2 separate regions of the Mus musculus genome follow, and region 2 is linked to region 1. A link is a contact called in ENCODE POLR2A ChIA-PET data. All regions are on one chromosome and are shown on one strand. Each heading gives the region's core, a stretch centred on a gene start or an enhancer-like site at or near the end of the contact. The rest is flanking DNA. Distances are from core to core; before and after follow the strand shown. Region 1 holds the start of Cct4 (chaperonin containing Tcp1, subunit 4 (delta)). Region 2 holds the start of Usp34 (ubiquitin specific peptidase 34).

Region 1 (4,604 bases), core at 1,466-3,965:
TTTTTTTAGTGTTTTGCCTACATGTATACATGTGTACCGTATATCGACAGTGCCTATGGATGTCAGAAGAAGGTGTTGGATTCTTTGGAGCTGGGTTACAGATGGCTGTGATCCATCTATGTGGGTGCTGGGAACCAAACTTGGGTCCTTTGTAAGAGCAACAAGTGTTCTAAACTGTGTTCTAAAGTGTTCTCCTTTCCAGCCCCCAGTTTGATTGTTTTTAACCCTTGAGTGTGGGAGGAGCAGGGGTATAAAAGGCATGCGCCACTAACTGCCCAGCTTTGGATAGAATTTTCCAACAAAGAGAGATAAATAGAATATATAAATTTAAGTCTTACATGACATAGAAGGCTTCAGGAGGAAATGAACCAAAAAAAAAAAAAAAAAGTTTGAGCCAGAAATCATATGTTGATGAGAAAAATACTAGCCAGGCGTGGTGGCACACGCCTTTAATCCCAGCACTCGGGAGGCAGAGGCAGGCAGATTTCTGAGTTTGAGGCCAGCCTGGTCTACAAAGTGAGTTCCAGGACAGCCAAGGCCTATACAGAGAAACCTGTCTTGAAGAGAGAGAGAGAGAGAGAGAGAGAGAGAGAGAGATACTAAAGTGTCTTATGACAAAGGGGCTTGAGCTAACTACCCCACCCCCTTTGGTAAGACCATAGATGGTTTAAGGTCGTGTTTTGCCGCGAAAGCAGTTCAGCTTACCTTACAAGAAACAAAAGCAGGTGTTGAATCGTGAAAGCCCCCAGCCAGTTATTTTTAGCATGCCTCTTAATTTTTCTGTCCCCTGATTTCTTCTCTTCTGTGCCTAAGTCTGAATGGGTAACCACTTCAGGGAATGTCAGCAACAGAGGGGCCATGGAGGAAATGTCAACAAAGACAAGAAAGCAAACTATACAGACAGTCCACCCAAGCTGTTCAGCCATGGAACCATAGATAAATCCAACTATTACAGAAAAAAAAAAAAGAATTCCCTGCGACGTCAGTGCATGAGGTTCTGCCCTGGGTGGGCAGTGAATTCAGCTCCCCAGCACGACAGACAGCAGAGATTGGCTTGCACCTCTTTCATCCCTTTCCCCGGGGAGAAGCATGTCTTCCTGCAGGCACAGTGAAGGTCTCTTTCAGATCGCTGTTTTGTCTCCTGCTTTTAAGAGCAGGAGAAGTCAGAGTACTTGCGTTAGTTATTTCTCTGTTGCTGTGATAAAACTCCATGACCATGCCGGGTGGTGGTCTCACCAGCCTTTAGTCCAAACTTTTTGGGAGGCAGAGGCAGGAGGATCACTGGGAGTTTGAGGTCTACAGAGAGTTAGTTTCAGGACAGTCAAAGCTACACAGTGAAACCTTATAACAAAAACAAACAAACAAACAAAAAACACACCACAACCACAAGGAAGGCAATTTATAGAGGGAAGAGTTTTGAGGGGTTTTATGGTTCTAGGACTTCATGATCACTGGGAAGCACAGCAGGGAAGCTTCACAACAGGTAGGCATGGAGAAGGGAGAGCTCACATCTCATATTGTGAAGAGGAAGCAGAGCACAAACTGGCTGGTAGCTTTTGAAACAAACTCAGCCTCCAGTGATATACTTACTCCAGCAAGGCTACACCTCCTAAGCTTCTCCAATCAGAGCTACCCACTGGGGACCAAGTATTTGAATGTCTAAAACTAGGGGAGACATCTCAAATCACCACAGTACCAGTACCTGTTCTCTTCATATAAGTCAGCTGTCTCAACAACCATAGAATATTTGTGTGCTTCGAGGGAGGGGTAAACTGGTCTTTGAAAAAGACGTGTCCCCCAAGGGGAGGCTTGAAAAGTTCATCTTAGTCTTAATAGAGTGAATGAATGTAAATGCTTCTCATAATTACAGGACTAAGTCCATGAAACAATTGTTCGTTAACCTACCGCAGGCATCTGGCACCTTATGGCTCTCAATTATTAACTGTGAACTACCACTGAATGAGTATTACCTATATAAACTCTGGTGGTCAATGATCATGATTATAGAAACCTTGGAAGTTTACCTAAGGACAGAGTCCTGGCTCTGTACTGGCTTCCACTGCCTTACTGGTTGACCTTGGGCTTTAGCTTCATCATCCTTTAAGTCTAGACGATGACACCTATTTCATGGGATTATGAGGATTAGTGTGGGGGTGGGGTGGGGGGGGTAAAGAGTGTAAAGATTTCACACTTTGCTCAGCAGATAACTATTAATCAGTTATTAGAATGTTTATGTTCCCTAAGAGTCAGTGGTTATGTTTATGGAAGAGGTCTTAACTAGAAGGCAGACTGGATTTGATAGGCAGTCACCGCCCCACAACTATTACGATTCTGTGCCGTCTAACTAGTGTATTTAAATCCCTAGGCAGTCAAAATATATACAAAAGGGAGGAAACTATTCATGGCACATCTCTCCTCCAACACCTTTACAAAGTGAATAAACTAGGAATAGAATTTGGAATTTAGACATGGATGTCCGTAAAAGGCCGGTTGCACCACACCCACTCCGGAACAAAGCCAGAGCTGTCACAGCTTCCTCAACAGCACTAGCAGAAGCTAAAGGCTCGGGTCCATCTAGAACGGCCACAGCCACGCCTATAAAACCTCCCGCTCCATCTCAGGCACAGGGAGGGGTGGACAGTCCGTAGCCACATCTCCGCGCGCAAGCTGCGCAGCCGGCGTGCGGCAGACAGCCCCTGACGTCACACCCGCGCCGGCTCTCCAGCAGGCCCCTTGCTCGGCTTCCGCCTTCTCTCCCGGCGTCGCTTTCTGGAAGGTTCGTGGAGGAGGCGGTCAGGGAGACCGTTACTCCACAGCAAGCCGGAATCCGTGTCCATCCGTCCTCCTGAACCCGCGCAGACGCCACCAAGGTCGCCATGCCGGAGAACGTAGCTTCCCGAAGCGGGGCGCCCACCGCCGGGCCCGGCAGCCGCGGGAAAAGCGCCTACCAGGACCGCGACAAGCCAGCCCAGATCCGCTTCAGCAATATTTCCGCGGCCAAAGGTATCACCCGGTCGCCGGCCCGCCTCCGGCGGAACGGCCCAGCCTCGCTGTGACCTTGGCCCTGGGTGGGTTGTGTTCCTTCAAGGTGGTCTCGTTTGCAGCTTTCTGCTAAGCACTCGGAGCGTGGAGGCCTCGGACACGCCCCATTGTGGGACGCCGAGCTCCTTAGTTCGTCTCCTGCAGGCATGGGCGGTGTTGGTCACATTGGCGCAGACAGCCGTTTAAAATACTGAAAGCAATGATCCTTGAGATCTGACTCTTAAGAACTAAAGCTTGGCTGTTTATCAAACCTAGTGGTAGACGACACAGTATTTTGAGCTTTCAAATAAAATTCATTTTACTTTTTCAACATTTTCAAAAAAAGTTCATTTAACTTATGAACGTTCTTTGGCTCCGTAGTACTAATCGGATAGTCACTATAAATTCCCTTAAACTGGCAGGTGGGCGACATAGGGTTGTAAAAGCACGTGGTGAAAACCAGACAGGCCGAGTTTTATTCTCAGTATGTGCTATTTGACGCGTCTGACGTCTAAAGCAACAAAGCCTTAAGAGATACTGCCAGGGTTTATTTGGGTTGGAGACAAAGATGCATGATTTGGGAAGTGGACGGGGTGTTGTTTTATCTTCTGAAGGTCCTAGGATCCAAGAAACTCTTGACTTCGCAGTGCAGCTGTAAGTTGGGTGAGGTGACAGTTGATTTGCAGGGTTGCTGGGAGGATTAAATGTGAAAGTGTATGAAGTAAACCTGACAAGTACTGCAGTCACCAGTCCAGGTGACTGGAATGTGTTGGTGCTGTGAGGTGTGTGCGCAGGATGGGCCTTAAGGAGTTGGAGACGCCAAGCTGACCAGGTGCTCCATGTGAGAGTCTTTTGGAAGTTTGGAGTGAATACCTGACACCTGGAAGTTTATTGAGTTCATTAATTACGTTTGTGGTAGTGGAGTCATTGGGATGTTGAAAGATGAATTCTAGAGTCAGATGAGTGACCAAGAGAGTGTACACTCTATTAAGAAATGAGTTTACTTCAGGCAACCATCTTAGCTAGGGTTTCTATTATTGTGAAAACACAGGTTATGTGGATTTAGTTATTAATTTATGTATATGGGTGTTTTGTCTGTATGTATATTTGTACACCAGAAGGCATTGGATCCCATAGAACTGTGTTTATATGTGGTTGTGGGTGCTGGGAGTTGATCTCAGGGCCTCTGGAAGAGCAGCCATCTTTTATCCATCTGCTGAGCCATCCCTTCAGCCCCTCAACCTGCTTTCTTATGAACCCAGGACCACTAGCCCGGGGATGGACCCACCCACAAAGGATTGAGCCCTTCCCCCTCAATCTCTAGTCAAGAACATTCCCTATAGACTTGCCTACAACTCCGTTTTAACTGACTTTTTCTTAATTTGAGGAGTTACCGCCTCTGAGATCACTTTGGCTTGGGTCAAGTTCACATAAACTGTCCAGAACAGTTACTTTTCAAAGGAAGGGTGCACAAAAATTAAAAAGGACAGAAGGAGCCATGCACGTAGGCAGGATTGGTTACCCAAATTGCCTGTAAAGCTATCTAGTTACTAAAGGAGCAAAGGGCAAACTAGTTTTTCCAA
Region 2 (4,604 bases), core at 1,363-3,862, 320 kb after region 1:
TAGGATTAAAGTGTGTACCACCTCTGCCTAGTTAGTGGCCCAGATTTTATTACCCTGTATATCAATTTTAAGGTTAGCTTTTATCCTATTTGTAACTTCAATGTTCAGGGGTTTGTGGGTAAAGTATAGCTGTATATAGTGACACCTGCTTGTAATTCCAGTCCCTAGAAGGCAGAAGCATGAGGAATTTGAATTCTATGTCAGCATGGGCTAACAAAGCAAAAGTGCATCTCAAAAAAGTACTACACCAATACTAAAAAAAAGCCTTTATATTTTCAATTAATTTCCATATTTAAATTATGTTTCAGGCATAGAACAACCCTAGAAATACCAGGTTACCAAGACTTAGTTTAAAACAACTTAAAAATATTTCTTAGATAGTGGGTCTTTTTCAAATCAAGGTTCATTGATGGCATTTCAAAAAACCTGGGATGTACTGGGAGAAAAAAAAAAAGATTGTTAAGAGGGCTGACAAAGGTTAGCCTGAAGGTGATGTCTGCTGAGTCAATAATCATTGATAGGAAGACTCTAAGTGGGGAGAGGATGGGAGAAGGATGAAGGGAAAACAGCTACACAACTCACAAAGCTCATAGGAAATAACAGGAATAGGTTGGAGTGAAACTTTATAGCGCCGTGCAAAAACAGCATGAAGTTAGAAGCAGTTCTAGTGCACAGAAAAAGTGTGACACACCTTGACAAGACATCGTAGAAGATTAATACCGGGGCCCTCATTAACATGTGCTCAAGTTTTGGTTTGGGGTCATGCACATGACCTTTCAGACTTTGTTGTCATATCCCTGTGGAAGTATCTTAGAAACAGAAATTAGTGAAGGTAAAAACTAACACTAAGTTGTCCTGTAAAAATTGTTTAAAAAATTACTCTTTTTTTTTTTGCCTTAATGTATGTATGTATGTATGTATGTATGTATGTATGTGTGTGTGTGTGCTAGGAGTGTGGACGGTGACCGCAGAAGTCTGAAGAGGGATTCGAATGCCCTGGAACAGGATATAGATGGTTATGAGCACCATGTGGGTGCTGGGAATTGAATCTGGATCCTCCGCAAGAGTTTCAAGTGCTCTTATTGCTGAGCCATCTTTCTGAGCTTCTAGTTCTTTTTTTTTTTTTTTTTTTTTTTTAAGATTTATTTATTTATTATATATGTAAGTACACTGTAGCTGTCTTCAGACGCACCAGAAGAGGGCATCAGATCTCATTACGGGTGGTTGTGAGCCACCATGTGGTTGCTGGGATTTGAACTTCGGACCTTCGAAAGAGCAGTCGGGTGCTCTTACCCACTGAGCCATCTCACCAGCCCGAGCTTCTAGTTCTTAATGCAATACCAAACTTAAGTTGGGTGTCCCTTTCACTTGTTTTCCACTCCTGGCTCCATTTCTTTTGGCACTGGGCAAATGGGGTTATAAAAGTCGCTCAGGCTGCCTTCGAACTCGGAGCAACCCTCCTGCCTGCATTTAGGAAGTACTGTCGTAAACCATCACGCCAGGCTTCGTTCCTCACGGTACTAGCTCTCGCTGTCTCTCTCTGATGAAAAAGCCTAATAGAGCGTTTCCGATGAAGAATGAATGGGTAGACACACACGTTGTAAGACCTCGTGCGTAAAAACGAGGTGTCACGGTTTCTCAACCGCGCCATTTCTAGTCCTGTCAAGGTGTTTCACTGCTGAGGATCCATGAGCCTCACAGAACCGCACGGCTGAGATAAACAGGGATTCAGGTTAAGACGCGCCCTGGGCTGTTCCATTCTCCCGAAGCCAGGTGGGGAGCGAGCCGCGGCGTTGCCAGCATCTGCTGACCCGCGGCCGTCTCCACCCTCAAAGTACCCGAAGGACAGGCAAACTTCACCGCTTCCCCTCGGGGGTGCGGGAGATCAGGAGGCGCCGCGCCGCGGCAGGGGACGGGGCGGGCCATCCGTCGCGGCTCCGGCCGAGTCTCCCGGAGCGCGGAGCCCGTAGGGGCGGGAGAGGCCGCGTACCCGCGACCCGCCCGCAGCCTCCGCCATCTTCCACTCACCCGCCTCCCCCCGCGGCGGCGGGCGGCGCGCTCCCCTTCCGGCCGCTGACAGAGATCCGGCTGGGCGGGGAGGGCGAGCGCGCACAGGGGGTGGACCGAGGGCGGGGAGGCCGGACGGAAGAGGAAAGGGAGGGCGGCCAGCGGCTCCGGCAGGGCGTGCGGCGTGTGTGCGGAGAGAGGCGGAGGGCGGGGGCAGCGAGGAGGGCGGAGGAATGAGTGCGCGAGGCGCCTCTCTTCGGCTCCTTCGCCTGGGCGGAAAGAGCCGAGCGCAGCCCGAGCGCTCCATTAAAATGGCGGCGGCGGCGGCGGTGGCCGCGGCGTCTGGTCGGTGGTGAAGTGACTCTGCTGCTTCTCTCCCCACCCACCCCTCCCTCTCCCCTCCCCCGTCCTTCCCCCTTCCCCCGCCGCCGGCGCCTAGGCGCCCCTGAGGCCTGCGCTCCCCTCGCCCCCCTCCTCGCCCCCGCCCGCTCCCGCTCCCGGGCCCGCCGGCCCCCTCCCCCACCCGCGGCTCCCCGCCCCGTCCTCGCCGCCGCCGCCCGCCCTCGTCGCTTCCCCGCCCCGCCGGCAGGCCGGCCCCCTCCCCTGCCTCCGTCCCCTCCCCCCCGCCGGTCGGGATCAGTCAGCGCGATCCTAAGCGGGGGAGGGGGGGGCGGCGGCCGAACGATGTGCGAGAACTGCGCAGACCTGGTGGAGGTGTTAAATGAAAGTAAGTCGCCGGGTAGGGGACCCGTCGGGGTGCACGGTTTGGGGGTCCCTGGGCTGTGCTCTCCCGCCTTGCCTGCCTTCCCGGCCTGCGGGCTGCGGCGACCGGGCCGGCCCGGCGTACGGGCCTGTGTGCCCGGGAAGGTGCGTGGTGGCGGCGGCCGTCGCGGCGCCTCGGGCCCAGGCCGCCGGGTTACCTGGGCGCCCGAGAGGCCGCGGCGCAGCCCCGGCCGGGTCCGGCTTGGGCGGTCTCGGAAAGTTTCCTCATTACAGGTGTCAATTAATGAAGGCACTAATGAGCCCTTCCGCCCCTTTCCCCCTTCGAGGAAGGTGTGGGGAGGTGGGGTCGGAGGACTAGGCTTTGCTCTGCAGTCCGAGCCTCAGGGCCGCCCTCTTTGATTTCCAGCGTGCTGGGGAGGCCTCGCTTACCTGCTAATTTTCGTTAAAGTCCGTGGGAGAAGGGTGGTGATTTTTCCATCCCTTGAGGGTGTGTGGGTGTATTCAATCCATCTGCCAGCCCTTAAATAGCAGAAATTGAACTGCAATAGTGATGATTGGAACCGTCTTACCTTAATTAAAAATAAAGGTGATAGTATTTCTTTAGTACCATTCGTCGTTTAAGTAGTAAAGTCTATTATAAGGAGATCTCTACCAACGACAACCACCCCGAGTTAGTCATGGTCTGTCTCTGAAAATGAGAGGCCTTACTCCTTATTCTTTATTATTGTATTACATATTTTATTTTTGGCCTTGCAAGATTGCATTTCTGCTTAAGAAACAGGGAATATTGCACGTCAGCCACTTGTGGGCCCAGAGGTGGTTTAGATGAAAAGATAATTTACACAAACTTGATTTGTGACAAATATTCATTTGAGGTATTGGAATTTATATTCAGTGTGATATTTTGACAGATTTCGAAACTACTTATTCCTTTTAATTCATTCATTTAAAAAGTCTATTTGTAGATTGTAATTCCCTTTTGGTTGCTTAATTTTTACTTTATTATGTGCTTGAGTTTCACTTTAATGGCTAAAAGGTTTATAATTTATTTTCAGCTATGTATTTAGTTCCTGACAGATTAAAGTAGGTGTTTTGTATATATTCAAACTACATTTTCCCATATCTGTGTCATCCTACATTTTCCTAGTATTTTATAAGGTTATTCCTATTTTGACATAAATTTCATTCTTGGTAGAAGTGATATGGTAAACATAGTTCCTTAGTACTTATTTCAGTAAAACATTTTGTATCTTAGAAATACATTGATGATTGTGACTCTCTGTTCTCCAACTTGAAAGTACTTAATTGTTTAGTATACTTTAGGAAAAATAGTTTGGGAGAAGTGATTTAAAGATTCTGTAGGTATGTGTGTGTCTGTTTACAGATATATTCCTGTGAGTGCAGCTGCCCAAGTAAGCATCAGGTCCCCTGGAGCTGGAGTTGCAGCAGATGTGAGCTGCCCCAGATGTGAGCTGCCCCATGTAGGTGCTGAGAACTGAACCCAGGTCCTCTGGAAGAGCAGCAAGTGCTCTTAACTACACTGAGCCATCTCTCCAGCCCCCTTAGGGTGTGATTTAAAACATTTTAAGCCTAACTAGGAATGTTGTAAACATAGTATCTAAAGAAAATTTACTTGAGAAGAGATGACCTTTGCATGGTATAGATAGATACTCTTTTTAAGGGCTGGTGACATCTCTCAGGGGAGTGGGTTTACTCCAGGGTCCCCACATTCTCACACACATGCATGTAAGTTAGTAATAAAAAGGTGTTATGATTGTCTTGAAATTGTGTCAGTCAGTGTTTCCCAAAGGTACTTACTTATATGCTTAGTGTTTTCTTTAAGGCTCATTGGAAAATCAGCCTTCAATCATCTC

The links. ChIA-PET counts read pairs that join two places held with the same protein, here RNA polymerase II (POLR2A).
Region 2: POLR2A ChIA-PET joins it to region 1 with 13 read pairs in Patski. The contact joins the promoter of Usp34 here to the promoter of Cct4 in region 1. POLR2A ChIA-PET finds 5 or more read pairs at or near these places in 3 of 5 experiments (Patski and embryonic stem cell).

The regions. Positions count from the first base shown.
Region 1 is chr11:22,987,878-22,992,481 of GRCm38, forward strand. It overlaps Cct4 (chaperonin containing Tcp1, subunit 4 (delta)), which reads left to right and starts at 2,716. Exons shown (of 14, transcript NM_009837.1): 1 at 2,716-3,003. The coding sequence starts at 2,877.
Region 2 is chr11:23,304,283-23,308,886 of GRCm38, forward strand. Usp34 (ubiquitin specific peptidase 34) reads left to right here and starts at 2,613. Exons shown (of 80, transcript NM_001190401.2): 1 at 2,613-2,734. The coding sequence starts at 2,692.